2 separate regions of the Mus musculus genome follow, and region 2 is linked to region 1. A link is a loop called in an ENCODE intact Hi-C map of the cell type or tissue named here. Cell type or tissue: heart. All regions are shown on one strand. Each heading gives the region's core, and the rest is flanking DNA. Links, peaks and the distances in the headings are about the cores only.

Region 1 (12,557 bases), core at 2,180-10,179:
TATGGGGGACTTTTGGGATAGCATTAGAAATGTAAATGAGGAAAATACCTAATTAAAATAAAATAAAATAAAAAGTATATAGAAAGGAATTAAAAAAAAAAAAGAATGAGCAGGAATAATCAGAATGAGATTGTGATTGACTCTTCAGTCACTCCCGGAGAAGACATTAGACCTCGATACTTGGTGATCCTATATTGGATCTCTTTACTTGCTACCTGCCTGGCTGTATTCCTGTACTCCTCACTCCTTCCATTATCAGGAGCATGAGTCTATTAGTGGCAAAAGTTTGTCAGCTGTACCAGCTTCTACGACATCAGCAGACAGCTCAAGGAAACTGTGAATAACCACAGGTAACTATTACACAGCGGATGCTTTTTTCTATTCTAAAGGCCAATGATTAGCAACTACTAGGAAATATCTATTTTTTTTCTCTACAAAGTATGCCCAGCACATGTCTTGCTTTTTGAACCCAGAATAGGATTAGTCTTCATGTTGTTCTAAGAATGCCTAATCCAGTAGCTAATTGCTGATTTCTTTCTGGTTAGGAGATTTCTTTTTTATGATTTCTTTTTAGTTCATATGTTTCGGTATTTTGACTGAATGTATGTCTGTGAAGAGGTGTCAGATCCCCTGGAACTACAGCCACAGTCAGCTGAGAGCTACCATATGAGTGCTGGGAATTGAAATTGAACCTGGGTCCTCTAGAAAAGCCGTCAGCGTTCTGAACAGCTGAGCCATCTCTCCAGCCCCTGTTTGGGACTTGAGGAATGATCACAGACTAAAGTTTGGGGCCAAACTGATGACCTTAGATGTGGTGTCAGGATACACCACTACAGGATGCCATGTCCACACATATTGTCACTTGAGATAAAATATGCCCACTGTAGCCTATGGGCTGACTTGAGGAAAGCCAACTGCAGTTCTTCAGTTATGCTTTCATACAGAAGTAATACTTAGTGCCTGTGTACATGCGCCTCCATATCTCTCTCACACAAGGATACATAATTTAAAAGCCACTCTAAGGCATGCATGAAGCCTTATGCTTGATCCCTAGAACTACCCAAAATAAAGTTCAGTGCTTGCTTCCTTCATTCTCACTGAAAATTAAGTGATAACACAGTATAAGGAACTATGATGACAGAAAGATGGCTCAGCAATTAAAAGCACATACTGCTCTTGTAGAGGACACAAGTTCAGTTCCTAGTCCCTAAGTCTAGCAGCTCATAATTACAGGGGATCAGATGCCTCTGGCCCCTTTGGGCACCTGTACTTAAGAGCACATACCCACACACAGACACACAGAACTCAAAATAACTTACAAAAATATTTTTTAAAGAGACAGACAAGATCGTGGCTAAAACACTTCAAGGCTTAATGCACACTAATTTGGCATCCCCTCCAGCTATAAGGAAGGTAGGTACCATACCAAGTCTACCAGTTTTTAGCTTTGTGACTTTTTCAAGTTTTTTAACATCTAAACCTGTTTCTCCATAAAATGGAATGGTTAACAATGCCTGTCACATTGAAACATTCTCCAAGGAGTGAAATCATACTTCCTACACAATGTTTAATAAATGTTAGACTCCATTATTACATTCACTGACTTAAGGATTCTAAAAGACTGATAAATGCCCTTCTATTACACCACGTGATATTTAGGATGAACGCTATGAAATGACAATTCATCACACTCTCTAACCTTAATGAGGGCAAGCACCTGCATCTCCCTTGATTTATGGGTGCCTAGCACTCACTAAATGGCAGTTACATCTTCCACTACAAGCTAGAGCGTGAAGAAAAAGAGAAGGGCTATGACAAGGGGGCAGCAGCCTGGACAGAGAGGTGAACTGTTGACAGAGGTGAAGGTTCATGGCGTTCGGAGCGTTTCAACACCTCCGGCTCCACGCAGCTCTTTCCCCTCGACGGCTTCTGGGTAGCCAGCACCTTGGCCTCTCTGCCTCCTGCTTGCCTGTGTCCCCAGAAATTCCTCTCTTGGGCCGGAAGACATCTCCATCCCGCTACCCTGGTCATCAGATGGAGCCGAATCGCCCTTTCTAATCCCAGGAGCCTCTACTCCAGAGCTGGAAGCCTCCCTCACCTGTGAGGCGGACACCGGGTCTCAATGTCAGCAGCGCCCGGGGGCCGTGAGCGCCCATGGAAAGCCCGAAGGCAGAGACGCACAGCTTGCGACACAGGGATGTTGCCACTACGCCCCCCTGGGGCTGCTGGACCCCTCTCCCCGCTGCAGCCGGCAGCCGGGGAGTCCCCACTGCCACCCTCAACCAGCGTGGGGAACACCACGCAGCCATTTTGGCCCGGGGACACTGCGCCTGCGCAGACCGTCACTGGCCCGCCTCGCCGGTCGCGTCTTCCGGAGGCGAGGCATCCGTAGCACGCAGAGCGTAAGCATTGCGCACGCGCCTCGGTCTCCGAACGGTAGAACCTAGGCCAACGTGTACAAGTGCTAGACTATGAGGATGTCAGTTTGTAACTTTTCCCTGTATTGGAATTTTGTGAGGTAGGAACGAATGCTGCACTTTACTTGTGAATGTTGTCGCTGAGTGCAGCAACCATAATCTAGCGAGCCTTGCCCTGGCAGGAACTACAAACCCCAGCAGACAACGCGGCGTCAGTATCAGATTCCGGTATACCCCGTGTGGATGCCCTCCCTTGACCCTGAAAATTACATCTTATTACATGTTCTCTCAGAAAGGCTCCACCCCGGTTGTTGGCTGCAGTTTTTCCGCGTCTGATTCCTTCCCAGCAGAACTTGAAACACTCAGGTCCGTCTTAAACACGTTAGCCTTCTCCAAACCTGTAGCGAAAATTCAATGAGCATTGTAAATGCCTATTATGTATTGTGCGCCTGCTGTTTGTTATCCATGTTCTAGAAAGAATGTTAGAGGAAACCCGCTCCAGGGGAGCAAACTCGCCTTACAGGGACAGACTTCTTATTAAGTAACAACGGTAAGTGCTATCAAAGGTGCACAGTTACAAGCATACCAGTGTACTCGATCTGTTTCTTATGATAAGTTTCTTACACGCATAAGGCTTGGCAGTGGGGGGTGGGGGTGGGCTGTTAAACTTTCTGAGTCATAATGTCCATAACTGAACTTTGATGAAAAGTGAATCGAGTACAGATGTAGTATTCCAAGTGACGAAAACACCAAAAGCTGCCAGACTAGATTGAGGTAGGATGATCAGGAGTTCAAGATCATTTTCAGCTATAGAGCAAATTCGAGATAGTCTGGGCTACATGAGACCCCCATCTTCGAGTTAGGCCCGAAGGAAAATCCAACTCCCCAAACTCCAAAAGGCAGTACAAATATCCAGAAATAAGACTCAACCTGGAGTACAGGATTTCTAGTGGTTAGATAAAAACCAGCAAGTCAGGCAATGGTTTCTCACAACTTTAATCCCAACACATGGGAGGTAGAGATAGGCAGATCTCTAAGATTGAGGCCAGCCTGGACTACAGAGCAAGTTCCAGGATAGTTGGGGCTACCTGGAGAAATCCTGTTTTTGAAAAAAAAAATTGTGAAGCTGGTTCCTATTATCAAAAGGAGTCATTTTCTTTATCCCTGGCTGAAGGGACACGTGGCTATCTGTGGTGACTATTAGCATACCAAAGCACATCAGGCCTTCAGGCTCCCTTGTACCAAAAGTACCTGTTTCAAATTTCAAAGTTCATGCTAGCATCCTAGCTCTTCTCACTTCTTCCCCAACTTCAAACTCTGCAGCTCATGGGTCCCACTTCCCCAAGCTTATAACCCTTCGATTCTCTTTCTTTCTCTTTCTCTTTCTCCCTCTCCCTCTCCCTCTCTCTCTCCTCAAATTACCAGGTCTAGCATACTATGGAACAGTCATGTCATCAGTTTATTACAAAAATTTTTTAAAAAAGCTATAAAAGCTGGTGTCTAAATGTGTAGAAGTATATGCTTAAACCTTAAATTTAGTATACATAACTGAAAATGAAGCCAGAAAGCTAGACTGGGGCTGGTTAGTTAGGAAAGTTACATTTTTCACCACCCTCCCAAATAAAAGGAAGAGAATCTGAGGGCTTATGAATGGGTTTAGGATGATCAGTCTACATTGACACCACACACACACACACATACACGTGCACAAGAGAGAGCACACTGGCACTTTCTACCCCCCAGTTTTGTACACAAAATGTGTGTGCATGTTACCCTGGATAGATATCCATAACCTTCACCAACCAAATTCTCAGTGGATTCTGAGACTCTTAAGGTCAAAAACTACCAATCAAGCAGAAAGTAGTTATGAAGCTAGTGTAAAGTGCAAGGGCAGCTGGAGAGCTTGTGCATGGGTGTCAGTGATGGGAACAAAGAGCATTTCAGTGAAACAAGGAGGAAGGCAAGGCGCAGGGAATGAGAGGGGACAGTTCTGTAATGCATCCAGCAGCAAATGCATTCAAATATCTCCAGCACAATGACTAAGACTATGAACTGAAAAACAAAAACAAAAAAACAAAAAACAACAGCAACAACAAAAAGTTGGAGCTCCTACTGCTCAAATCTCAGGCTCTGTTGTACACGCTATAGCAATGTCATTAATCTTATAGTGCCCAGGCTAGTCTCAAACTTGTGGGCTCAAGCCAGCCTCCCACTCACTCTTGAAAATTTCTAAGAATACAGATAGGCACCACTGAGCCCTGCAAGAATCATTTTTATTGGAGCTAGAGAGAAGGATCAGCAGGTAAGAGCTCTTGCTGTGCTTCCAGAGAACCTACCTTTGATAGTCTACCATAAGGAAACTTTGTCATAAGTTTCTGCTGTTACTAGGAAACTTTCTAATGCCAAGACTGATTACATATTCTCTTATGTTCTGTGTCCCTGGAAATCAATCACTATAGAAGTCGGTAGAACTGTTTTGTATAGTTACCCACAATAAGCTTGGACCTGAACCAACCACCCAGCAGCACTTCCTGCACCTGCGTATGAGCTTTTATGGTATAAGCTGCCCCTGAGATGGACTCCAACATAAGAGAGCACCTGCACCAATATAAGAAACTATTTGGAGTAAGACTTCCATTTAGAGTAGGAGTCTAGTAAAGTTTAAGTTCCCAAGACCTCCTTAGGAACTGACATCCTACTTGGCAGAAAAAGACATCCTGGTTAGCAAGTAAAGACATGAATGTTAGACAAAGCCCATCCTGGTTGACAAGTTAGGACATGAATATTATTAGACAAGGCAAGTCCCCTGCCTGCCACAGTTGACTACCCCAACCAATGGGAGCAGGATAAGTGTACAACAAAGACATGTTCCTAAGGAAATCTTCCTGTCTTTAAATCCCGATTGATGAAATAACTTGGCACAAATGTTTGTAGATCTTGGGCTTAAAAGCCCTGTAGGATCTTAGTTCAGGGTAGTGGCTCAGTTCTGAAATCCTGACCATGGCCCTGGTCGACCAATCCTGGAGCATATGATCAATAAACCATCCTGGTCTGACCGAGATCAATGTCTGTGTGATTTGTGAGGCAATTCCTGGACCCCAACATTGTGTGCACACAGATGAGTAGGCAGGGATAGACAGGTGAACAAAAGTAAATGTCCCAGCAGTCAAGAGTACTTGTTTCTCCTTATTTTCGAAGAAGACCCAAGTCTGATTCCCAGCACCCATGTGGCAGTTTAAGACACTTCACAAGGCCAGGGGATCCAACAAGTCTAACCAAGAGCAAGCATAATTACCCACTGAGCCATTTTCCCAACCCTGCCTTCTTTCTCCCTTTTCTTTTCTTTTCTTTCTTTTTTCTTTTTCTTTTTTTTCTTTTTGGGCAGGTTCTCACTATATAGTCCCGAACTATGTAAACCAAGCTGACCTTGAACTTCTGATCTTCCTCCTGAATGCTGGGACTATAGGACTATGTCACTGTGCTGGGGATGGCACCCAGGGCTTCATACATGCCTGGCAAACACTCTACCAACTGAGCTACAATCCACAGCTAAAATCATTTTTAAGGGAAAATTGATGCTCACAGATATTGAGAATAAAGCTATATATCACTTGGTCATTATCATCATACACTCTAGTATGAAAAAAATTGCATTATAAAATGTGTATTTTTGGCTGGGCAGTGATGGTGCACATCTTTAGTCCCAGGACTTGGGAGGAAGAGGCAGGGGGATTTCTGAGTTTGAGGCCAGCCTGGTCTACAGAGTGAATTCTAGGACAGCCAGGACTACACAGAGAAACCCTGTCTCAAAATAAATAAATAAATAAATAAACAAAAATAAAATAAAATAAAAATAAAACTCAAAACAAAGGGGTAGAAAGGGAGGGAAGGGGAGACAAGAGGTGGGAGGGAGGGAGGGAGAGAGAGAGAGATTGAGAGAGAGAAAGATTGAGTCTCAGTGGTTCTTATCTTTTATGGGTCGCGGGGATTATTCCCAGTTTTAGTCTAGTTAATTCTGTCCTGCTATTTCTCAGGTCATTGTAAAACCTCAGGGACCAGTATTGCAAGTCTAATCCTGCAGCAATTGAAGTGTGGTTCCTTCGGTAGGACAGCTGCGGCTCACATGACCTCCGACCAGTGCAGTAGTCCCCCAGGCATCAGGGCGTGACTTCTCAGGTCGTCCTGGCCTCTGAAGAAGGCGGGGCTGAAGGCCGTCGCGCTGAAGAAGGGTGACGTGGGGGCGTGCCTAGGCAGGCCGCAGGAGCTTCCGATTGGTTGTCATCAATAAGGGCGTGGCACCAGGCTGCAGGCTGCTGAGGCGGCAGGCTGCAAGAGTCCAGGGCGGCTTCTCTTCATTCACCTAGTACCTGACGACCCTCGTTCTCCAGCCTGAGCTTGCTCTGTCCCAGCTGCCATGAGTCGCTTCAAGGTGTCCAAGTTTCGGCATATGGAGGCCCGGCCGTCCCGCCGAGAGGTGAGCCCGGCCAGTGGACCCCACTCCCTGGCTTCTGGTCCCGGAGGACTGCCATTCCCAGTGCCTGCCTGTGCAGTGCACACTCTGGGTTGTGAAGACCCTCACCCCACCTCGCCCCATCTGTCCACCCGGAACTTCTCCCTTTAGATGAACCCTAGAGTTCAGGCCGCCCCTTCACTGCTCAGAGGACAGAGTCCGGAGGTCTGATGACGCGCCCTAGTAGTTGGGTGATCCCGGAGGTCGGCCTGGCCGGTTCGCCTCCCCCTGTTACCCCAGGAGGCCTCGCAGCACTCCCAGACGCGAACAGGCCTCTGTTTCCGGTCGGCCTTGCTGGGAACCTGGCTGGGAAACTGTCGACGCCGGTCTCCCCCTTCCAGCAGTCTAGGATCACCCCTGCTCCGGGCCGGCCGGGCTGTGGGAGAGATGCATCTCTTTCTTGTGGTCTCAGTGAGAGGGAAGGTATCATCTGGAGAGGGAGCCCCTGGGGCCAGGCAGGCTTCCTCCCTCGAGTTTCTGCCACTCTTCCTTGTCTACTGGTGCAAGCTCTTCCTTTACTGGGGTGATGATACTAGCGGTTGTTGGGGCCTGGAGAAGCCTAGAGCAGGTGGATCCCAGATGGAGTGTCAAGAAGGACACTCCACTCGGTGAGGCACTGGCCTTTCTCCCCCTGTGTTATTTGGACCTCTAGTGTCCCAAAGCAAGTTAGGACAACCGTGCTCCATTTTCATTCTCTGGACAGTTAGCCTTTCTGTACCTATTGTGTGCTGCTCAGCTCTCTAAAACAGTGAACATTGTGACATTTCCCCTTCTCTGTGGAACTTAACAGCCTCTGGTCAGCAAGCACAATATAAATCCACTGAAGAATCAGAACACCCGGGGGTATGTGGTGGGCTGTGATGTAAAGAAGTGAAGTAGAGTTGAACGTAATAGTATTGTGGAGGACAGTGCCCAGGTGGGTGGATTTCAACAGAGGCCAGAAGGGTGAGAAGAAAAAAAGCCAGTAAAGAAAAAGAAAGTGGCCGGGCGGTGGTGGTGCAGGCCTTTAATCCTAGCACTTGGCAGGCAGATTTCTGAGTTCGAGGCCAGCCTGGTCTACAGAGTGAGTTCCAGGGCAGCCAGGGCTACACAGAGAATCCCTGACTCGAAAAACCAAAAAAAGAAAAAAGAAAAAAAGAAAGTGAACCCAGGGTGGACAGAGGCCATTAGCCAGGCAAAGCTGGTGACAGATGAGTTACAGGGCAGCCCTTCAGAGGAAGAAGTTGAGTTTTGTTATGAGTATAGTATGGCGCCATTGAAAGCTTGAGAGGAAGTACACAGTGCTTAGATTTGGATGCAGACTATTACTAAGAGTGCAGTAATGATTAGTGGACGGATCTGGAGAGACCTTCAGGGCTCTGTGGCTTCTCTCTGTATGGACCTCCTTCTAGTAAGTTAATCAGACAGGCCCACAGAACCGGGGGCCTCAGGAGTGCTTGTTACTGAGGCAAGAAGGATTGCAGATCTGTGCTTTGACACCAACAGAGGGAATGGGGTCCTTGATCTCAGTTGCAGGGCGAGCGCTCTTCTTTCCCATATGCGGGGTGTCACCATTACTGCCTTCACTCATCCAGGGCGGAGCATGCTCTGAGGAAGCCAGATCTTTATCTTCTCCCTACTGAGTGTGATGTTCACAAGGGGCCGTGGGCCCTGGCTTCAGCAGAGTAGCCACAGGAGCACACCCATCTTCTGTTAGATGGTCACTTCCTTGCCACTTTCATACTCTTGTTTTTTTTTTTTTTTTTTTTTCTTTTTGAGGCAGGGTTTCTCTGTGTAGCCCTGGCTGTCCTGGAACTCACTCTGTAGACTAGGCTGGCCTCAAACTCAGAAATCCACCTGCCTCTGCCTCCCGAGTGCTGGGATTAAAGGCCTGCGCCACCACTGCCCAGCTCCTTCCCACTCTTTGAACTGAAATATTCCCCCCAGAGACACATGCATTTCCTCTGACAGCCGCCTCCTCATCCTTATTAGGGAACTGATTTGCTAAATAGAATCACCCTCTGAGCTAGTTAGATTATTTCAAGAACATTTGCTATTTTTTAAGGGACTGAGTGGGGGCAGACCAAAAAAAAAAAAAAAAATCCAAATATCTATCCCAAAAAATACTGCTCTAATGGTGCAGCTTTAAGGGCTGAAGAAACAACTTTATTAGTAACATATTTGCTATAATGCATGAAGACATAAGTTTGATGTCCAGAACCTAAGTGATGATGTATGCTTACAATCATCACACACCCACACAGACAAGAGGACGGCTGGAGCTCACTAACCAGCCAGCCTAGCAGAATTTGTGAGTTCTAGATTCAGGGAAAGACCCTGTCTCAAAAAACAAAGTGGGTGATTTGCGTGGATGACACCAGACACACACACACATACACACACACACACACACACACACACACACACACAGTTTCCTGCATTATGGCCCTGTCTATGGCCCTGAGGAGAGACCTGACACTAACCATGTTATTCTTCATTTGCAGGCCTGGATCAGTGATATTCGTGCTGTAACCACCCCCACATGCGGGAACCACATCAAATCAAGCTGCAGCTTGATCGCTTTCAACTCTGACCGCCCAGGTAGGGAGGTAGACATAGAAGAAAAGGTTCAGACATTATCATCATAGATAGGGTCAGGAAAAGGGCAAACTCCATTCATAGTGGGGAGTTGGAATGGAGTGGGCTGTGGGGAGGGGCAGGCCTTAGACCCCTATACACTGGTCAACATATAGCAGTCAGATCTTGCTTATATGTAAACTATGGTGGTGGTTCTAGCCAGGGAGGAAAGAAAATGGTATTTCTGTTTTCAGCCATCCCCACAGACAATCCCCCTCCTTGTATTGGACCTTGGGCTGGGATTGATCACAATGAAGATTTGAAAAGTCCTTGTACAGTGTTGTGTTGCTATCTCTGCACTCCAGGAGGCTGAATCTGGAAGAGTTTGAGATGCAAGCCAGCCTGAGCTACTCAGACCCCATCTCAAAGAAAACAAAAAACAGAAAAAAAAAAAAAAGAAAAAAACCCCAAAAACCAAAAACTTAAAAAAACAAAACAAAACAAAAAAACCAAAATGAGTTTTTGTGTGGTTGAATTCCCTTGGCTGCTTGTGACAACATCGATAGACCAAGCTAGCACAGATAAATGCCTCTTTCCTCACCAGGGACTCTAGGCAGAGTTGGAGCCAAAGCTGCTCAAGTTCTCTCCACTTGCACTCTCTAACCCCACCCCCATCCTATTGCTTTCCGATAGCATCTCACTTTATAGCCCAAGATGGCCTCCAACTTGCAGGATTCCTCTAGCCCTGTCTCCCAGGGGCTGTGACTATAGGTGTAAACCACCTCACCTGTTCCCAGTTTTCTCTTGGTCCCTCAACCCTGCTGCCTTGAGGTGCTGACTTCCTTCTCTGGTGAGGATGGTGGGAGTGCCAGCTGATAGCCCAAAGCTGACCTCGTCCATGGTCTGTGTGAGAAAAAGAGCACCTCCTTTTCTAGTGTTCTATACATTCAGTGCAGATGGTTCAAGCTGGGGAAGACCCTAGATCCCTTCAGTGTCAGGAAAAAAAGGGACAACTGGGAGAGGCTTTCAGGAGGTCACATGGCTTGGGGTCTGGAGTCCTTTGAAGGGAGATAAGTGGCCACCATTAAGCTCAAAGTGAGAACCTCTGTGTTTGTTTAACAGGTGTATTGGGTGTCATATCTCTGGAAGGCCATGAGGAAAACAAGAGGCATGTGACCTACCTTGGCTGTCATTCAGGTGAGTGATGCCTGAGTCAGGAAACCTGTGACCAGGGATTCATTCTTGGTCCTGTCGCCTATGGCTTCTTGTTCTCACTGTATGTTCTGCAAAGTCCTTGGGGGGTCAGAAGGCTGCATCTGGTTTGGAACTCTGGCCTGCAGAAAGGAAGGTAGATGTTCCAGTCCATCGGGGTGGCAGAAGGAAGTCCTGGGCCCCTGGATTTCCTTCCTGAGGACCAGACACACACCCTTATGGCTCTCAGCCCTACATATTCTCTGGAGTCTAGCAGGGCACCTCTCATTTCTAAGCCCAGCCATGCTGCTAAAAGCCACTCCAGGGAGTGGCTATGCTGAGCTGCAGGGTGGAGATGAACCCTTACAAAGGACTTTTGTCTGCTGCAGCTGATTCTGGGGGTCCTCAGCAGCCTGTGTGGCAGAATGCCCACTTTGGGGAACATTTATTATACTCTAGGCATTGGCCTAGTCGGCTTAGTCTCCATAGCTGTGGTTTCTATGAGCTAGATCTCTTATTAAAGACCTGGGGTAAAGGAAGAGGATAAATTCTTACTCCTTAGGTAGGGTGGTTTGAGGGAGATCTGAAAGTAGGGTTCTGCTCATTGTCAGAGTTCTGATGATGATCATTAGGTTGTTAACAACAAAAGCCAAGATTTATGTAGAGTATGCCGAACGTCTTCTAATCTAAATGTGCTTGTTTCTTGTTTTACAAGATACGGTTTTTCTGGGTAGCCCTGGCTGTCTTGGAACTTGCTTTGTAGACCAGGCTGGCTTTGAACTCAGAAATCCCCCTGCCTCTCCAGAGCTCTCAAGTGCTGGAACTAAAGGTGTGCACCAATATGCCTAGCCCAATCTAAATTTTGTATAAATTTCTTTATGTATGAGTGTTTTACCTGCATGTATGTCTGTGTATAACATGCATGCCGGTGCCAAGGAGGCCAGGAGAAGGCTGGGGTTGGTGTTACAGATGGCTGTGAGTGCCATGTGGACTGGGACTGAATCTGGGTCCTCTGAGAGAGCAACCAGTACTCTTAACTACTGAACCATCTCTCTAGCCCGCTAATCCAAATTTTGAAAAAGAGTTTTGAGATGTCATTTGGATACCATATAGAGACTTTGTTATAAGTGGATCGTTGACTTTTTAGGTTGTTTTTGTTAGTTTGTTTATGTGTATGGTTGTTTTACCTGCATGTTTGTCCCACATTCGTGCAATGCCCTCAGAGGCCAGAAAATGGTGTTGGGTCTTCTGGAACTGGAGGTACAGATGGCTGTTAGCTGCCTGTTTTTTTAAAGTTATAGAGTTGTGGGTTCCAGCATCCTGTTTCAGAGCATTTCTGTTTATCAGGATCCCTTATGTCTAGTAGGAAATATCATCACAGAGTCCTAGGCAGCAGTCATTTTACTCTTTGCTTCTAAAACAAAGATCTGCACATGATTTTCACGGGCATAACCATCTGAGGTTGGCAGGAAAGCAGGCAGGAAACGGTTGGACCACAACCACCCAACCCAGTTCCTCTTAAGGTAACACATCCGGCCGTACCTCCAATTGTGGAAGGCTGCTGGGATTCACCCCACAAATCTCATTGTGGCTTAACAGCTGATCTCTCTCTCTCTCTTTCTCTCTCTTATTTAACTGGGGAGAATATGGTGGTGCAGGATGAACCAATGCTAAGGGGATATCAGGGCTGGAGGAATGCAGTGGAGAGGAAACATGGAGGGTAGCGGGTTAAAGATGGGGCTGTGGCCGGGGCAACAAACCAGCATCACCACAGCAAGAGATGCCACTGCTGTCCCTCGTGTCAGAGGAAGCAAGGAAAGTGAGATGGATGTGGAGAGGGACCCTTCCAGTGACTCATCTGGATTTCTAGCCAGCGTGATAAG
Region 2 (12,557 bases), core at 2,398-10,397, 120 kb after region 1:
TGCCCAATCTAGGTGCACAGCATGTAATCATATTCATTGAGTTGTGTTTTCATTGCCGGGGCATATTTGGACTGGAGGTTTACCGAACAGGTCTGAGTGTCACGTGGGTGCTGGGAATAGAACCCAGGTCCTCTGGAAGAGCAGCCAGTGCTCTTAACTGCTGAGCCATCTCCCCAGACCAGGTAGTTTTTCTATACCTGCCAAAGGAACATACTGCCCAGTGGACAATGTCCTTCTGCATCAATCAAGAAAATGACACACAAACATGTCTACAGGCAATGATTAAGATGATCTCCCAATAGACAACTCAGACAGCATCAAGTTGACAGATGACACTATCTGTGGGACTGGGGTCTTCCCATATCAATTACTGGAATCAAGACAATGCCACAAGGACATGCGTGCTGGCCAACCTACTAGACAATGCCTCACTAAGACTCCCTTCCCAGGTAATTCTAGATTGTGTCAAGATAACAATTAAAATTAAACATTACAGATCCATCTCCAGCTTGCTGTGTGTCCTTAGAATATCTCTTAATTTGTTGTTTTGTTTTTATGTCCCCACTCTGTGTAACATGTAACATGTAGTATCTATGTTTCCCTCACGGCTGCTGCTGCTTTTGTGAAACAGGATCTCAGTATGTCTAGGCTGTCCCAGAATTCAAGATCCAAACCACCTGTCTTAGCCTCTCAGGTACGGGGACCTCAGGTGTGTGCTATTATGTCTAGCTTCTCCTCTCATTTTAATTCCTTAGGCCAATGTAGGTAGACTGTGATTCTGACTTCTGTGACTGGTGACCTTGGAGAGGTCATTTGGTGGGTCCTGCATAAGCAGGGTTCCTCCAGGTGTTTGGAGAAGAGGAAGCAATCAAGACAAAGCAGGAGAAGGCTTGAGTTGGGCACAGGGGTGTGCGCCTGTAGGTTTAGCCACTTGGGAGAGAGGCAGAAGGGCCATGTGAGTCCAGAAAGAACAATGCCTGGGGAACTTAATGCCAGCTTTAAAGAGAGAAGACAGAGACACGAGGATACAGAGAAGGAGAGGCCACACTGAGGGATTGTGGCTTGCAGGGAGGGGGCCATGCCATAAGGACTTGAAGAGGTGGGAGTGGTCCCTACAGGAGTCATTGAGATAGGGGGTAACCTTAGCTATCTAGCCAAAAGCAAGAATTCTGCAGACAACAACCAGAGGGCCTAGAGGAGCATGCCAAACCTCAGAGGAACGCAGGTGGATTTCATCCACCAAGGCTCCAAGCTCAGGGTCCAGCTTAGTCACATGGCCTGCATTTGTGACCTAAAGTGTGCCATAATAAAAAAAAAATATGATCTGTTGTAGCACATGAAAATGATGAAATTCTACTAATATTACTGATTGTTGTGTAATAGTTTACTCCAAGATTCAAACATTCTATCCAGCAGAGACGCTTCTTATGCAGGAGGGGAAACAAAAGTTTCACAAAGTCCCTGAAACTGATCAGATTTATTATACCCTGTCTGGCCAGAGTAAGCAATAAAAATGGAGAGTCTCTTTTAGGATAGCAGAGCCAAGCTGCAGTGAAGACTCTAAGACCAGACCAGCTACCTGGGAGCAGCAGAAACCAGGGGAGCTGCCTGGAAGAGGTTTATATCAAAATCACTTAGGACATTTGCAACCTGTTGGGCTGCCTGCAGGCTGTACAGTGTGCTCCATATATCTCAGGTTTTGTGAGCTGTCACCTATGCTGGGATGGGCTTTGGTGATGCAGCTGTCTTCGAGTCATTTCTACTCTTGTAAGTGACTCTTCACCCATATTAAGGAACCCCAGTTAAACTCATTGGTTCACCAAGTACCAATTGGTGGTATCTATACTTTGGTCTGTTGTGGGGTCCCTATTTGGGGTGAGTAGATGCATATGTTGTGTCTCCTCAGGGAAAGTTTTGCCATATAACACTGTACACAGCTACTCATTTACTATAACTGACATGTGGGTATAGGGTTTTGTTTGTTTTTGAGACAGGATTTCATGTAGCTCATCCTGGTCACACTCAAAGAATGAACTTCTGATTTTCCTCTCTCCACCTTGGAGTGCTCGAACTAAAGGCATTGGCTTATTTGTCACTAGGGATAAAACCCAGGGCTTCATGCACACTAGGGAAGGATTGTACTGACCTACATCCCCAGCCCTGATACATGGGTACGATTTTAAGCTGCCAGCCTTGTGTAAATTTGTTATATAGCAACAGGAACTCAAAAGAACAGCATCCTAGACACCTGTAGGATGGCTGTTTAGAAACAGGGAAAATTATCCCTCCTCCACAGAGATAAGGATGTGGCCCAGTTACAAATCGAGGCCCAGGACTGCATAAAAAAATGAGAAAACATACAGGGGCTGGAGAGATGGCCCAGTGGCTAAGAGCTCTGACTGCTTTTCCAAAAGTCCTGAGTTCAATTCTCAGCACCCACATTCAATGGGTCACAATTGTCTGTAACCCCAGCTCCAAGTGATAAAACATCTCTGATCTCTGTTGGCATGGGAACACATGTACATCCCCTGACGCCCTGCATCAAACGGAGACATAAACATTGTAAAGAGAACTATAGCAGCTCCCCTTGCTTATGAACTCTTCCTCAGGAATTGTTTGTTTGTGACAAGGTCTCACATGGTAGCACAGGCTGGCCTTGAACTTGAGGGTTTTATCTGCCTCATCTTCTCAAGTGCTGTCATTTCAGCCCTGAGCCACTGCAATGAGCTTGATTGTAGGTTTTTTTGTTTTTTTGTTTGTTTGTTTGTTTGTTTCAAGACAAGGTTTCTCTTTATAACCCTGGCTGTCCTGGAACTCACTCTGTAGACCAGGCTGACCTCGAACTCACATTGACCCTCTGCCTCCGAAGTGCTGGGATTAAAGGTGTGTGCCACCAATACTGAGCTTTTTGTTTTTTCCCCTGTGCCCAAAGAGGCTGTAAGAGAGCACTGGATCTCCTGGAACTGGGCTTTGAGGTGGTTGTGAGCTGCTATGTGGGTGTCCACAATCCAACCTGGTTCCTCTGGAAGAGCAGCCATCGCTCTTAACCACTGGCCGTTTCTCCAGCACACACACTCCCCTTTTGAGACAAAGGCTCACTAAGAAATGTTGCCTGGCCTGGAACTTGTTATTAGATCAAGCTGTCTGAAAACTCATAGAACTTTGTCGAGTTCTGCCTCTAGGATGTGAGATTCAAACTGTGAGCCATCACTGCTGCTGGCATTATTTTTAATCATGTGTGTCTGAGCACTTGTGTATCTGCATGTATATGTGCGTGCCTGTATACATGTGTGTCTGCACATGTGTGTGGCACCAGAGGCAGCCAGAAGGGGGCATTAAATTTCCTCCAGGTGGAATTACAGGTGACTATGAGCCAGCTGATAAAGATGCTGGGAATAGAACTCTGGTCCTTTGGCAAGCCAGCAAGTGTTCTTAACTGCCCAGCCATCTCTCTTTGGATGTGAGGTTTTAAATGTCAACATTTCAAAGTACTTCAAGAATGAGAGTCCTCGTGGGTCTGCCACATCCCTTCCCTGTATCATGTCATCTCTTTTGGAAGGAAGGGGCCAAAGACACTCACACTCTGTACTCTGGATCAGGTTAAGGTCACAGCTAATCAAGGATAACCACAGGGGTAATGCTCAGAGGGGTACATAAACGTCTAAATAAGACCCCGATTGTGGGAAGCCATTGTAGAGTGGCAGTTGCAGAGTGGCAGTTGGCTACTGCTGGCCACCACACATACATAGGCAGTAAAGGTTCTTTTGCCAAGATGAGGTTTTGAGAATTAACCAAAGTTAACCAATCAGATGAGAGAGAACGCCTCTCCTAGGCCTATATAAGCAGCACCAGTTCTGGGCTTGGGGTCACTTTGCCTCTGCAATCAAGCTCTCCCAATAAACATGTGTGGAAGGATCCTGTTGCAGCGTCGTTCTTCCTGGCCAGTTGGGCGCACGCAAGACCCTATTATAAAGCTGTGTGAGGGGGGCTAGTGAGATGGCTCAGTGGATAGGAACACCAGACTGCTCTTCCGAAGGTCCAGAGTTCAAATCCCAGCAAACCACATGGTGGCTCACAGCCATCCTTAACGAGATCTGACTCCCTTTTCTGGAGTGTCTTAAGATAGCTACAGTGTACTTACATATAATCAATAAATAAATCTTTTTAAAAAAGCTGTGTGAGGCTGTGTGTGGTAGGATTTAAAAATCTCTGGTGGTACACACCTAATACCCCAGCACTTGGGAGGAGGTGTTTGAGGCCAGCCTGGGGTACAGGAGACTCTTATCTCAAAAAACAAAAACCAAGGGCTGCAGAGATGGTTCAGCATCCAGCACTGGCTGCTCTTCCAGAGGAGCTGGGTTCAATTTCCAGCACCAACATGGTGCTCACAACCATCTTTAACTCCAGTCCTAGGGGATCAGATGCCCTCTTCAGATGCCTTAGAGAGCACCAGGTTTATACCTGATGTACAGAGACACCCACAGGTGAAACAATCATACACACACATACACACATCTGTGCAGTGGTGGCTCCTTTAATTCCAGAGGAAGCAGGGGGTGGGGGGAGGAATCTCAGTGAGTTCTGTGACAGTCAGGGCTATATAGTGAAACCCAGTCTGGGGGTGGAGGTGGGGTGAAATTGCCTTTTTTCATATTCTTTACTTCCTTTAAACTTTTAAAAATTAATTTCTAAGTATGTATGTATGTATGCTAAAGTGCACATGCCAAGGTCAGGAGAGAATTTGTGGAAGCTGGTTCTCTCTTTATACCACGGGGATTCTGGGAATAAAAACCAGGTCATCAGGCTTGCAGGCCAACATCTTTACCTATAAAGCCATTTCACCTGCCTTCCTGATTTTTTCTTCTCCCATTTCTTTGTCTTTTTTTTTTTTTTTTTTTTCCCCGAGACAGGGTTTCTCTGTATAGCCCTGGCTGTCCTGGAACTCACTTTGTAGACCAGGCTGGCCTCGAACTCAGTAATCCACCTGCCTCTGCCTCCCAAGTGCTGGGATTAAAGGCATGCGCTACCACCGCCTTGCTTCTTTGTCTTTTTTAGAGGCACGATCGTATCTTCGATCTCCAAGCGCTAGAATTCTGGATTACAGGTGTGCAACTGCACAGCCCAGCCGGCTAGGAAGTGCTGCTTTTCAAGTTACGTGTCCCTGGGATTAGATGCTAATTGATCTGGCATCTACAGTTAGAGATCAGGTTGGTAATATTGAACAATGTTTTCTAATAATACCCAACAATTGTTATAAATAGAAGTATTTCAACTAAGAGGCTCGATTTGGGTGGAACCTTGGAAGGCAGCGAATGGGTCTGGGAAAGGCGCTGAGCTGGAGCGAGGACATTCCGAGGCAGGCGTGGGCTTCCTGAGCCTGGGGCCAAGCCCTCCAGGAGTCTGGGGAGGGCCGGGACCGGAAGGTGGGGGCGTGTCAGAGGACGGAAGCTCACCCCTAAAACGTCCCCTCCCTTGCCCCAGACCACCACTCCCCCCCCATTGTAGAGCGCGCCCTCTGGCGGTGGAGCAAGTTTTATCCCGCCTTCCCCATGAATGAGAAGCTGCAGCCCGCTGCGCGCGAAGTCGGAAAGTAAGGTAGTGAAAGAGGCAAGACAGGACCTGGCAGCCACCACCAGACCTCTAATGGATATTCGGACCGCGCTGGCAGCCTGCCTCAGGGCCGCTGCTGTTCTGGCTTGCCTCCGCCCTTCCCTTCCTTCCCACTTGCTCTCTCTTCCTATGGCAGCCCCAAACATCCGAGGTACCTTGCGCACCTGCCTGTACCCTTCGCAATCTAATTTCCTAGCACCAGTCAGAGTTTGGGCCAGGCAGCCACCTGGGTAAAGACGGAGGGAGGAGGCTGGCGGGTGGTCAGAGTCAGCCCCAAGTTACTTGTGGGAAACAGTGGCTATGACGCAAGTTTCCAGGGGGCCCGGGTCGGCTCGAAAGGGAGCGCGCCAGAGTGGCTCTGCTCCGCTCCGTGCAGTGGCAATTATGAAAATGCAAAAGCCTGAAGCACACACCCAAAAGAGCCTTCCCTTTGCTGCTGCAGCCCCGCCCAGCGCGTCCTCCAGGATAGCGGTGCGCAAAGACCCCGCACTGGGCAGTCCTCACCGGACCCTGGACTGCACAGACTGGGATCCCGTGCGGTGGGGCTGGCCTTTTTTTTTTTTTTTTTTTTTTTTTTTTTCTTTTTAGCTACGCTTGCCAACCTGTCAGCTGATGGACCTCATCACCCATAGTGGCGCATGTAGCTGGGCCGCTGTTCACTCCATTCACATCGTGTCCCCCCACAGCCAGCTGTCGACCCCTGATTCCTGATCCCAGGGTTAAGTCTGCAGACCCATGTAGTAGTCGGTCCCAAGGAGCTTGCGCCCTTCTCGCCCCAGCATCCAGTCGCCCTGGGGGGGGCGCTGCAAATAGTCCTTTGTTTACATGCAATTCCTTACTCCGCGGAAGGAGGCCGGGGAGTGCTGAGTTTTCACCAGCTGTTTCCCGCCTTGAAACAGACATCTGATCAGCTGCAAACACACACACACACACACACACACACACACACACACATACACACGCCCGGGGAGGCAGGCTGGAGAGACCTCCCGCCCGCCCCTCCCGCCCGCCTCCCTCCCCTCGCCGCTGCTGCTGCTGCCGCCAGCATCTGGGACCGGCCGATTCTGCACCTCCGTCCGGCGCTGCCCTTTGATTCGGATTTCCATCTTGCATTCTCCGGCTGACCGCGAGACCTGGCTCGTGCACAGGAGGGGGGCCTATCGCTATGGAGTATTTCATGGTGCCCACTCAGAAGGTGCCCTCTTTGCAACATTTCAGGAAAACAGAGAAAGAAGTGATAGGAGGGCTCTGTAGGTGTGTACTGCTCCTCCCCCCAACCCCTTCTTCCCATTGCAGCCCCCGGCCAGCCCGCCCGGGCGGGTGCGCGTGTGCGCACGCATGGCTCGCGCCTCCGAGCTCGCTCGCCTTTCTTAGCTACTGGGTCCGCTGCAGTCTCTGGAACCCTGCTTGCGTTGCCTAGGGACCCTCTTCCCTTGGAACGTGGGGACCCCGAGAGGTTCTGTCCACTTTTGTCCGCTGCAGGCGGGCGAGTCGCGACGTTTGTAAATTGCAAACAGACCCACGTGGTGCTGCAGCAGTCCCGGCCATGCTTGCTGCTGGTGGCTTTCACCCAGCGCTTCCTCCTCCCCCCGCCAGCTTTGGCTTCCTTCCTTTTCCTTGCTTACTCGCGCTTTCTGGGAACCCTCTTCTAAGGAGGTCGTTTTGGGGGGGGCCCGGAGTGTGCGAGAGGACAGCTACAATGCTGCCATGCCGCGGTTCCAGGCTGCGGGGAGGGGGGGCGGGGAGCCGGGTGGTGTGAACGTTTGCAGAGAACAGGGCTGCAGCAGGGTTGGGGGCGTGCTCGCTCGAGGTTGCGAGGCGTACGTGGACCTTTAGTGGCCATGCTTCAAGCAGGGAAGTTGCGGTCCCCCACACGTTGGCAGTCACTAGTCGCACGTTCTCCGCCCGCGCTCGGGTGCTGTTTACTAGCGAGGCCTGGACGTGACTCTGCAGCCCTCTTGGAGTAGGCGGGCCTCTGCGCGCACGACCTCACGGGAGCTGTAGTTCTCTATGCCGGGTCGGTGCTGCATTGTGGGACTTGTAGGCGCTTCGGGGCCACGCTTTACTTGCACAAAGCTCGGCCGTAACCAACTAGGTGGGCTAAGCAGGCCAGGTGGGGAGGCCTTTTGATGAGGGTGCGTCTTAGGTTGCTTCAGGGCTCTAGTCTACTTCCTGTTGCATATGGGTCTGCAAACTTTGCTGTCCCACTTCTGTTCCTCAGTCATAAATGCAAAGCGTTGAATCTCCTGGTCGGGTGGGTGGTCGGAGGTCTCTCTTGAGATACCCCTTAGTGAGCTTGATCCTACCTAGGTTGCCCCAGATCCACTCGCTACTAAATCGCGATTGACCAGTGGCCGAATCTCTCTTAAACTCTTGTTAAATCGTCATGTCTGAGATTTCTATTGCCGGCCCTGGTATCTGCTCATTGAACCCTACAAGCCGGCTGGGTCCGGGCGGGGATGGTGGTGGTGCACGCAAGGAGAGGTTTCTCCAGCGCGCTTAAGTTTGAAACCGACGATCTCTTTCCTGCCTGCCGTGCTACTCTAGGAGCGTAATGGCTCCCCAGGGCTGGGGCCACGTGCTCCGACACCCCAGCCAGGCAGGGCTGGGGCTGGAGGAGGAGGAGCCCGCTGAGTGGCATAGGCTGGTTGGTAGACAGCAACGCCTGTGGGGCAGGTTGCTGCATAGGTATAAAATCCAGGTAGGGATCCCACTTTACTTTCAAGTTGAGAGCCAATACCTAGGGCCTGTTGGTGGGTCTAGCAGCTGGCAGCCCCCTCTAATCCCCCCCCCCCCAGCTGGCACTAAGATACGGTTCACCTGAGGGCCCAGCAGGTACAAAACAGCAGTAACTAAACTCTTGGACACTAAATATTCTGGGGACCTACTTGCTAGAATTTTCTCTTCGAATCACTACAATCTTGCTGTGAGTCCATTTGTTTTCTGATTTCTTTGTAAAGCTGGAGAAGCTTTATAAAGCTAAGAAGGCACCAGTTAGAGCAGATATTCAGCTGGACTCGATTCCTAAGTTTGCTGTTGTGCTGGCTCCTCTGAGCTGGCTTGGGGAGTGGGGAGTGAAGCCTGATTAGCTCCATATTCTGGAGAGGTCATTCTGGTGCTGGTCCTGCATTGGCTTTGACAGTAGGAACCTCTGGTTGCTATGCCTAAGCCTTTCGGTACTCTTGTCTTCACTCGGTCCCTTTCTCCAGACCTGTGTTGCTGGAGGGCAGTAGACCTGCCCCGCCCCCAGGAACATAGGGTGTTTTCAGGTCTAGTAATTGAGGCACCACAACCTGCCTACAGGCACACAGGTCCTTAGCCTGTCTTGCTTACAAGGAGACAGTTGTACACTGGGCATGGAGGAACATAGCCTCTAGGCCTGTTCATTTTCAGCTGGAGCAACAGCTGGGAGATCTGTCCTGGATGGAGTGTGGGCTGGGCAGGAGCTTATGGTGGATGGACTCTGGTTTGTTTCAGACTGTGGACTTTGCTCCACCCCTCCCTGTTTAGCTGGGTTCTCTCTTGTTTGACTCCTATGCCTTCTGGGCCAACCAGAAGGAGCCATAGGGCAGTGTGGCACACTTTGATGTTTTGCTTGACGTTTTGGACCTTCTGCCTAATGGTTCTGTGAGACTTGGATATAGGCAGTGCCTAGAAAGTGAGATCCAGACTCTAAAGAGCAGGCGCATGGTAATGTCCAGTGGCTGTGTGTGTGTGTGTGTGTGTGTGTGTGTGTGCAAGTGTGCGCATGTGCATAGGTGACTTCCTCAGCTGCTCCCTGGTATGGTGAGGAGGTTTATTGTAGAGCCGGGAAGAAAGCAGTCAGAGGGCTTTGGAACATGGCCATGAGAGGAGAGTGAGTGGGGGAGAGCAAGAGGTGAGAGAAAGAGCAGAGAGAGTTCCAGGGAACCCAGCGGCTAAGAGGGAAAGAAGCCAGTAGCCAAAGTGCCTGAGGTTGTTATATAGGGATTGGAGGCTGGGGGAAGGGAAGCCCATTCCAGTCCCTGGGCTGGAAGAGTTTAGGGTAGGAAATGGGGTGTGCCAGCCATTACTCTGTAACAGGTACTGAGAGGCGCTGGGAGAGCCAGTATCCGCTTTGATAGGTAGGCACTTCGGCCATTTGTCCTGAGTTTGAGATATAACATTCTTCCACCTTATTTATTTACTTATATTTTTATTTAATTTTTTTAAACCTCAGGTTTTTAAATGTGTGTGGGTATTTTGCCTGTATGCATATCTGTGTAGCACATGTGTGCCCTGCCCTCAGTGGCCAGAAGAGGTCATCAGATCCCTGGAGTAGTGTGCTGTGTGGGTGCTGGGAACTGAACTTGGGTCCTCTGGAGTAGAAGTCAGTTCTCTCAGCTTTTTAACTGCTCTCAACCATCTCTTCAGACAAGATGGACATCCCAGGCTGCCTTCAAACTTGCCATACTTTTTCCTCTTTAGCATCTCCTGGTGAAAAATACCACAGCTAGCATCTCCTCCTTGTTTTTTAGACCTAGGCCTAAACAAATAAGGTTAGGGAATGTTAGGTTTCAAGACCTCATCTTTTCAGAAGGTGCTCACCACTGCGTCTATGCTGGCTGGCTCCAGAGATCCACCTGTCTCTGCATCCTCTCCTCTCCCCTTCACCCCGACCCCCAGCACCAGAGTTTTGAGGTAACAGATGCACTGTGCCCAGCCTTTATGTGGATGCAGTAGATCTGAATTCGGGTACCCATGGTTATGTGGCTGAATCATCTCCTTAGCCCCCTGTGACCCCCCTAAAAGATAGGCTCTTATTTAGTCCAGGCTGGCCTCCAGCTTGCTTTGTAAGTTAAGATGACCTTGAACTCCCAATCTTGCTGCTTTCCACCAAGTGCTGGAGCTTCAAGCATGTACAGTCACCCTGTGCTGTCACCCTGGGTATCTTACAAACTCTGTAAAAGTTCCTTTAAGGGCTGGCAAGATGGCTCAGTAGATAAGGTCCAAGTCCCTGTGAACAAGCTGAATTATCTGAGTTTAACCCCTGTGTCTTGTAGGTAGATCTCTATGAGCTCAAGGCCAGCCTGGTCTACATAGCAAAAGTTCCAGGACAGCCCGGGCTACACTGATGGTAATTCATGGCTAGTCACACTACCCACTAGGGCACCCATTAGCTTACCTGCATTCTACCAGGGACCAGCATGTAGTCTCTTAATTCTGTTGGCAGGAGATCGCTAAGCTGTTAGATGAGCAACTGAGGCAAACCCAAGTTCCCTTGCAGAATTGTAGCTTTGTAAGGACAGTCTATTTTAACAACTAGGTCCAGAGTTGACCATGTTAACCAGCAGTTGGCTCCTAAGCACAGAGGCTGGGTGGAACACTTGGAAAAGTCAGGCTAGGGGCCTGCTCACTCTCTTGAGACCCAAGGTCTCTACAATCCGGGAGTTCTGTGTTGGAACCTTTCAGAGCTGGGGCTCTGCTTTGGGCTCCCCAGATAGTGCATGACTTGGAGGATGAGGAGAGAGCTGAAGTTAGCTCTCAGGCCGCAGTTCCCTTTCAAGGGTAGCTGAGTTAGTGGGAACTGTAGGTGTGACCTCTAGGGCTGTGCTTACAGTCACAGCCACTTAGTTGTTCAGCCTTTGGTTGTGTGTGAGCCTTAATAGAGGGCACAGCCATTGGGATCTCACCTTGTAGGAGTTGGCTCTGCCCTGCTCTGTCTGTCTGCATAGCACTTGGAAGGCTGAGGCAGGAGGAGTGCCATGAGGCCAACCTGGGCTATAAGAGTAAAACTTTTGTCTTAAAGAAGAGCAGCAACAACAAAATGAATTGGCCCAGCAACTCCAGGGTGCCTGACCCTCCAAGTTGTCACCACAGCTGGTGTGTGGAGTATGGTATAGATAGAGCCTGTTCTGCTCTACGTTGGGGACCCAATGCCACCTTTTACTATAGCAGGTCCCTCTCCCCCTTTTACCTGGGGATCAAGTGTTCTTAGCTGGGGAGCCATCTCTCCAGGCCTATTTGTTGGTTCTTTCAAGCAGCAGGTTCTTGTTTTGTAGGTTGTCCTTGAACTAAGGTTCCTCTTGCCTCAGTCTGTGTTGGGATTAAAGGTGCTTGCCACCATGTCTAGCTCCCCACCCGTTTTTTAATATAGTGGTAGTTCTGGAGATTGAATCTAGAACATGCTCAGCTGAACTGCAGATTTAGCCCTGGTATATTTAAAAAATATACTTCTGTATTCTGTGGCTCTTTAGATAGGGTAGCTCTTGGGGTAGCCTGAGGGTGGCTACAAGGCTTTTGCTTGAGACCCAGTCTTAGGTCAGTTTTACACTTTGGGGCATAACAAGCAGGGCCCAGAGACTGGGTGAGTTGTTGGGAAGACTCCCACAGCAATCCTAGGGTTAGGGTAGGGATTATAATCACTGGGTAGCTTGCTCTCTGTTACTTCTCTATGTATGTATGTATGCGTGTATATGTATATATTTACTTATATTGTTTATATGTATGGGGGTCTATAGAGGCCAGAGAGGGTGTTAATTCCCTGGGTTATAGTTACAATTAGTTTTGAGCCACTAAACTCAGGTCCTCTAGAAGAAATGGAGGGACTCTTAACGACTTAGCTCTGTCTTCAGCCTTCCCATACACTTTATTGAGACAGGGTATCATTAGCATGTAGGCCAAGCTGACTTTGAATTTGCTATATGGTTGAGGATAGTCTTGAACTTGTCTCCTAAGTGCCTGCTCCTGACATGTTGCCACCTTGCCCATCACCGAATCTTTTTCTTGCTTGTTTTTTGAGACAAGAGTCTTCCTGTGTAGCCCAGGCTGGTCTCAAAACTCCCACTCATCTAGCTAGCATCAGCCTGCTCAGTGCTGAAACTACAGGTGTGTGCCCTCACTGTCCGTTCTGTCTCATTTTGCCCCTAACCCTGTGTTGTTAACTACTTACTGCAGCACATCCATCACAGGGCCTCTTGGCCCTGACC

Evidence for each region. Hi-C counts contacts between places; a loop is a spot of excess contacts. Peaks named below come from ENCODE experiments on the same cell type or tissue, not always from the same donor. Only the 100,000 strongest peaks of a DNase experiment are listed, where the experiment ranks them.
Region 2: it touches region 1 in a loop (2.6-fold over the local background); 15 of 42 quality-filtered maps call a loop at or near these places.

What each region holds. Positions count from the first base shown.
Region 1 is chr16:4,673,886-4,686,442 of GRCm38, reverse strand. Coro7 (coronin 7) reads left to right here and starts at 6,723. Exons shown (of 28, transcript NM_030205.4): 1 at 6,723-6,891; 2 at 9,411-9,507; 3 at 10,606-10,680. The coding sequence starts at 6,832. Dnaja3 (DnaJ heat shock protein family (Hsp40) member A3) reads right to left here and starts at 2,373. Exons shown (of 11, transcript NM_001135112.1): 1 at 2,099-2,373. The coding sequence starts at 2,309. In heart, for the core only: no CTCF peak of the experiment used is centred there; DNase peaks (open chromatin) are centred at 2,342, 6,652 and 7,202; H3K4me3 peaks cover 2,970 bases; H3K27ac peaks cover 2,752 bases.
Region 2 is chr16:4,553,735-4,566,291 of GRCm38, reverse strand. It overlaps Tfap4 (transcription factor AP4), which reads left to right and starts at 6,572. Exons shown (of 7, transcript NM_031182.2): 1 at 6,572-6,864. The coding sequence starts at 6,776. In heart, for the core only: CTCF peaks have their summits at 5,318, 5,541 (motif pointing left), 6,418 and 9,881 (motif pointing right); DNase peaks (open chromatin) are centred at 5,671, 5,931, 6,421, 7,601 and 2 weaker places; H3K4me3 peaks cover 4,508 bases; H3K27ac peaks cover 4,482 bases.